2 separate regions of the Homo sapiens genome follow, and region 1 is linked to region 2. Evidence: chromatin loops called from intact Hi-C (ENCODE). Cell type or tissue: Caco-2. All regions are shown on one strand. Each heading gives the region's core, and the rest is flanking DNA. Links, peaks and the distances in the headings are about the cores only. Region 1 overlaps SDK1 (sidekick cell adhesion molecule 1). Region 2 overlaps SDK1-AS1 (SDK1 antisense RNA 1).

Region 1 (2,812 bases), core at 290-2,789, 65 kb before region 2:
ACATGTTCACCAAAATGTTCACAACGGTTATCTCGAGGGAAAAGGATTTCTGTTGATTTCTACTTTCTCTACACTTTTATATACTCTACAATTTGCAGTGAACGAGTATCATTTTTATAAACACTAAGCCATTAGGAGGCTAAAAAACTAACTACCTTATTAAGTTACATTAAGAAATATTGTACAATAGCTTCACTATATATACACACATTAGGATAGATAGGTACAGCTAAGTATATGTCTGCCCTTTTATTTGGTTGGCTCTTTATCCCTATGAGAGTGTACCCTGGATACAACCAAGCGAGATGGTTCTTTCCTAGGCCTCTCAAAGGGGAGGATGTTTGATTCAGGCAGCCTAGTCATGGTTTCTAAAAGCATGCCACTTTTCCTGTAACATCAACCTGTTAAGATTTTTCTGCACAGGAAAAACTAGTTGAGCAGAATGTCAGAGAAATTCAACAGAACTGAGGATTATCTATGTAATTTGTAAAAAATTTGTAACACATTATCCAGCAATTTTTCTGGTACTTTTGTAACAGATATAAGGCTACATTATTTAGCAATATTAATAATTTTACACAGGAAGCTGGTTCATTTTGTTGATACACCCTTTAATCTTTTATGACACTTCTATGATGGAAACGGTTACTTTTATAAACCTATTGTCTGTAATTAATCATCATTTTGGCCCCTGGGAACTAGGATTACAGAAAAAGAGCTTCTTCACATGCTTATTATAATAAAAAGAATCTTAAGTGCCACGCTTAAATTCTTTAAAAGTATATCTATGTTTCTCTCCTTAAATTGGTATTCGTTGAATATCAATGAAAATATAAAGTAAAATTACTTATTTCATTTATAACTGTAAGCAATAATCCATGGCATTAAAGAAATACAGAGCAATAGGTTAAGACGTTAAATATAAAGGTTAGGATCTTATATATTAAAGGTTAGGATTACTATAAAACATGCAATTAGGAAAAAAACAGGCTATTAATGCTCAGATCACGAATCCTTGTGTAGTCAATGTTTAACATATGGTCTATGGTTGTAAGATCTCAAATCTCCACATCAGAATCTGTGTTTTAAGCATCACCTGTGAGACTGAAGCATCACCAAAAAAAAAAAGTGGTTTGGTAGAGAACTTTAAGATCTTCTTCCCAAGGAACCTAGGATGCTTTTGGTAACAGTGATGATAAATGCAGTTCCAGAGAAACATAACTAATAGCTGCTCCACCACCAGAATCTACCACACTATATGTGGCTTGAATACAGTTTCCTAAAGCTTGTCCTCTGTTAAAAATAGAGACAAGTTCAGCATGGAAAGTTTACCTTCTGTTAGGAAAAATGAAGCATGGGAGGACTTTCTTTCAAACGTAAGAAACTTTCAGATTCTGAAATCTTGCCGTTTACTTTTTCCTGGGCATAGGTTTAATAAAATTACAGGAGAAAAACTTAAAGCACTGGTCAAAAAAATAAAAATATAAAAACCAGCAACTACCTCAAATTGAACCCATTAGGATGACTTTTCTAAAGAACAGTTTTCCAGTTTCTATTTTAACAGTAAAAGTAAGAGCCTACTTTTGCTTTGAGTGCAAAACCCATTTTTATGAGTAAAAATTACAGTTATACAATGGGAGTGTATTTCCTATTACAGGGAAGATAAAGTATCTAGTTCCACTTCATCTTTGATCACTAGGTCCCATACTCAGGAGCAAACAAACTTCCAAGAGCCACCTCCTATTCTTATCCTATCCTCCAAACATTTTACACATCGGCTTTTTGTAACGACTTTTCAAAGGCTGAAAGTTCATCAAATTAACAGGCAAGCAAAAAACTGCCTTTAAGGGAGCTATTGAGTAGGTAAGGCTTCTAGGGTACTAGTAAATATTCTAATGCTTTGATTTGGGTATTAATTACATGTGCATGTCTCTTTGTGAAAATTTATCAAGCAATATACTATTTGTCTTCCTTTCCATATATACATTTTAATAAAAATTTACTTTTAAAAAACATTCTTACAATCAAAACAATCTACTCAATTTCAAATGCTAAAAGAGAACCAGAAAAATGACCATGAAAAATGAATCTGACCCTACGACAGCAATGTGAAAAAGGAGAAAAACATGAGTATCTCCCTAGAATAGATACCAGATTTTACTGTGAGGGCCAACAGCCCATTTACACTCATTTCTCTCATGCTTACTTCTACATGAAATAGATAACATGATACAATTCTTGTAACACACAGAGGAATATGAGACCAAACGGCTTAAAGAAATGGACATAGGTAATAGAAACCCTGCAATCAAAAGACAGAGAAGATGACATTTTACTGGCTGAAGAAGAACCTTTACCCAACCTATCTACAGATCAATAAACTATAAACACTGTGCTAGGCAGAATTCAAAAATGTTCTGCCCCATACTCTGGAACCTGTAACTAAAGATGAGATCTCACTTCTGTGACAATGTCATATTCTACAGCACATTTAACCTGAAGGCAGGGAAATAATTAAGGTGGACCTGATCTAGGTACATGAACCCAGAGTTTCTCCAACTAAAAACGTAAGTCAGAAATACTCAAAGCATACAAAGGACCTGACACACCATTGCTGGTTTGAAGATGGAGTGGGGCACACGAAAAGGAATTCAAGTTGACCTCTAGAAGCAGTGTGTGGCCCCAGCTGACTGCCAGCAAGAAAACAGGAGCCTCAGTCCTACAGCCACAGGAACTGAACATGACCAGCAATGTGAATGAGTTTGGAAGTGTATTTTTCCTTAGAACCTCTACACATCTTATGGCCCAAACA
Region 2 (2,812 bases), core at 208-2,707:
CTACCTATGACCTGGACGCCCCTGTTTCCAAGTTGTCTCACCTTCGCATCCTGAACCATTGCATATCTTGCCTGTATTGACTGATGTCTCATGTCTGCCTATGATGTATAAACCAATTGTACCCTGACCAGGTTGAGCACATGTCATCAGGACCTCCTGAGGCTGGGTCATGGGTATGTCCTTAACCTGGGCAAAATAAACTTTCTAAATTGATTGAGACTTGTCTCAGAGACTCTTGGTTTCCATTACAAATGTGCCACGATGGCAGGAATGTTGATAGCGTGGGAGGCTGTGTGTGTGTTGGAGAGGCAGACAGTATATGGGAATTCTCTGTACCTTCTGCTCAATTTTGCTGTAAACCTAAAACCACCCTAAAAAATAAAGTCTGTTAAAAAAGCAAACACATCAACAAAACTACAGTGGGTCATCCCACCACAAATCTTTGATGAAATGAGTTCAACTTAACCTTTTTTTTTATTAGCCATGCCATAAAATTTAAGTGTATTTTTGTTCTATTTAATGAAAAAAAAAAAGATGCTGGCAGTGAATGAGGGACAGGAATGAAGGGCACGTATAACAGGTAAACCTTAGACGCTTGTCTAAAAATAATACCTACATCTCCCTTTTCAGCTTTAATTATTTTAACACCCCTTGTGAGCTGTCTGAGAGCTGAGATGTGAGCATTCTCAGGAGCCTCTCTGCAGCCCCTGACACTTGGTTTTTTCTTTATTTAGAGCCGACATCAGGAGAGGAAGAGAAATGGGAAACTGAGGGCCAGGAGGGAATTTGGGAACATTTTCAAATCCACCTACAGCTGTCAGCAGGACGCCGGCTCCCTAAACAGCTGTGGGTACAAAGGATCCTGAAATCCACTCCAAAAACTTAGATCTCCCTCCCAGCTGCTTTGCAGGGCTCGGGGAGTTAATGATGAAGTTCTTCCTTATGTCGAGCGCAGAGCTCCAGCCTTCTGATTGGATGAGTGCTGAAGATTAGAAAACGGCTTCTTCGGAGGAACTCCAGAGACATACTGCTGAGAAAATGAAGTCAGCCATTCACGAGAATATACCGTATGATTTGGCGTGATTCTGTAGGGTTTCTGCACTTTAATCCCTTTGTGATCGCCGTAAATATGTTACAGGAAAGGGGTCCAGATCCAGACCCCAAGAGAGGGTTCTCGGATCTCGCGCAAGAAAGAATTCAGGGCTAGTCCGTAGTGCAAAGTGAAAGCAAGTTTATTAAGAAAGTAAAGGAATAAAGAACGGCTGCTCCATAGACGGAGCAGCCCCGAGGGCTGCTGGTTGCCCATTTTTATGGTTATTTCTGGATGATATTCTAAACAAGGGGTGGATTATTCATGCCTCCCCCTTTTAGACCATACAGGGCAGCATCCTGACGTTGCCATGGCATTTGTAAACTGTCCCGGTGCTGGTGGGAGTGTAGCAGTGAGGACGGCCAGAGGTCACTCTCGTGGCCACTTTGGTTTTGGTGGGTTTTGGCCGGCTCCGTCACTGCAAGCTGCTTTATCAGCAAGGTATTTATGGCCCATATTTTGTGCTGACCTCCTATCTCATCCTGTGACTTAGAATGCCTTAACCATCTAGGAATGCAGCCCAGTTGGTCTCAGCCTCATTTTACCCAGCTCCTATTTAAGATGGAGTTGCTTTCATTCACACACGTCTGACAATTCCTTCTTGCAAAAGACAAAACGCAGGCCATGCATGCTGGCTCATGCCTGTAATCCCAGCACTTTAGGAGGTTAAGAAGGGAGGGAGGTTTAAGGTCAGGAGATCCAGACAAGTCTGGGAAACACAACGTGAAAGGAAAATAAATCTTGGGGCCCCCAAATCACTAAGCTAAAGGAAAAAGTCAAGCTGGGAACTGCTTAGGGCAAACCTGCCTCCCATTCGACTCAATGTCATTCCTCTGTTCACTGAGATGAATGCGTATCTGAATGCCTCCTTTGGAGAGGCTCATCTGAAACTCAGTAGAATACAACCAATTGTACCTGGAAGCCCCCTCCCTACTTTGAGTCATCTGGCCTTTTCTGGACTGAACCAATGTTCATCCTACATTTGTTGATTGATGTCTCACATCTCCCTAAAATGTATAAAACCAAGCTGTGGTCTGACCACCTTGGGCACATGTTACCAGGACCTCCTGAGGCCGTGTCATGGGCTCGCATCCTTAACTTTGGCAAAACAAACTTCCTAAATGGACTGAGACCTGTCTCAGACTTTTGGGTTTCACAATAGTGAGACCCCATCTCTGCAAAAAAATAAAAGAGATTAGCTAGGTGTCACGGCACACGCCTGTAGACCCAGCTACCTGGGAGGCTGAGGCCGGAGGGTCACTTGAGCCCAGGAGTTCAAAGCTGCAGTGAGCTGTGATTGCACCACTGCACTGCAGCCTGGGCAAGACAGAGCAAGACTGTCTCAAAACAAAACAAAAAAACCATACAATCAATGGTGGTAGATATCACAATAGTGTTTTTTCTTTGCTGGGGCTGCCACTGAGAGGAAATTTCTGGGATGCTAGATTCTATACCCTTCTCTGGAGGAATTCACTCTGTAAAGATTCATCATGCTGTATCCTTGAGAGGTGGGAATTCGCCATATGTGGGTTACATCTCATTAAGTTATGCCTCTAGATGATCTTGATCTCCTTCTTTATCTAGCTCATATACAATGACAAATGTGGAACATACAGAAACATATAGGGAATGGTGGGTTAAATGCTGCGTACTCACAATTCGACTTTTACAAGCCTTAACATTTTGCTGTTTCCTCCAAATTTTTTCTTGTCTTTTAAAGAA

Evidence for each region. Peaks named below come from ENCODE experiments on the same cell type or tissue, not always from the same donor. Only the 100,000 strongest peaks of a DNase experiment are listed, where the experiment ranks them.
Region 1: a loop joins it to region 2, with 3 times the contacts of the local background. A loop is called at or near these places in 1 of 110 quality-filtered maps.

The regions. Positions count from the first base shown.
Region 1 is chr7:3,323,430-3,326,241 of GRCh38, reverse strand. All of the region lies in intron 1 of SDK1 (sidekick cell adhesion molecule 1), which reads right to left. It overlaps SDK1-AS1 (SDK1 antisense RNA 1), which reads left to right. Exons shown (of 3, transcript XR_001744897.3): 1 at 1-2,812. Among named protein-coding and RNA genes, the nearest start is that of SDK1, 24 kb to the right of the region's middle. In Caco-2, for the core only: no CTCF peak of the experiment used is centred there; no DNase peak of the experiment used is centred there.
Region 2 is chr7:3,258,703-3,261,514 of GRCh38, reverse strand. The region is part of intron 2 of SDK1-AS1 (SDK1 antisense RNA 1); the gene reads left to right. Among named protein-coding and RNA genes, the nearest start is that of SDK1, 41 kb to the left of the region's middle. In Caco-2, for the core only: no CTCF peak of the experiment used is centred there; a DNase peak (open chromatin) is centred at 1,534.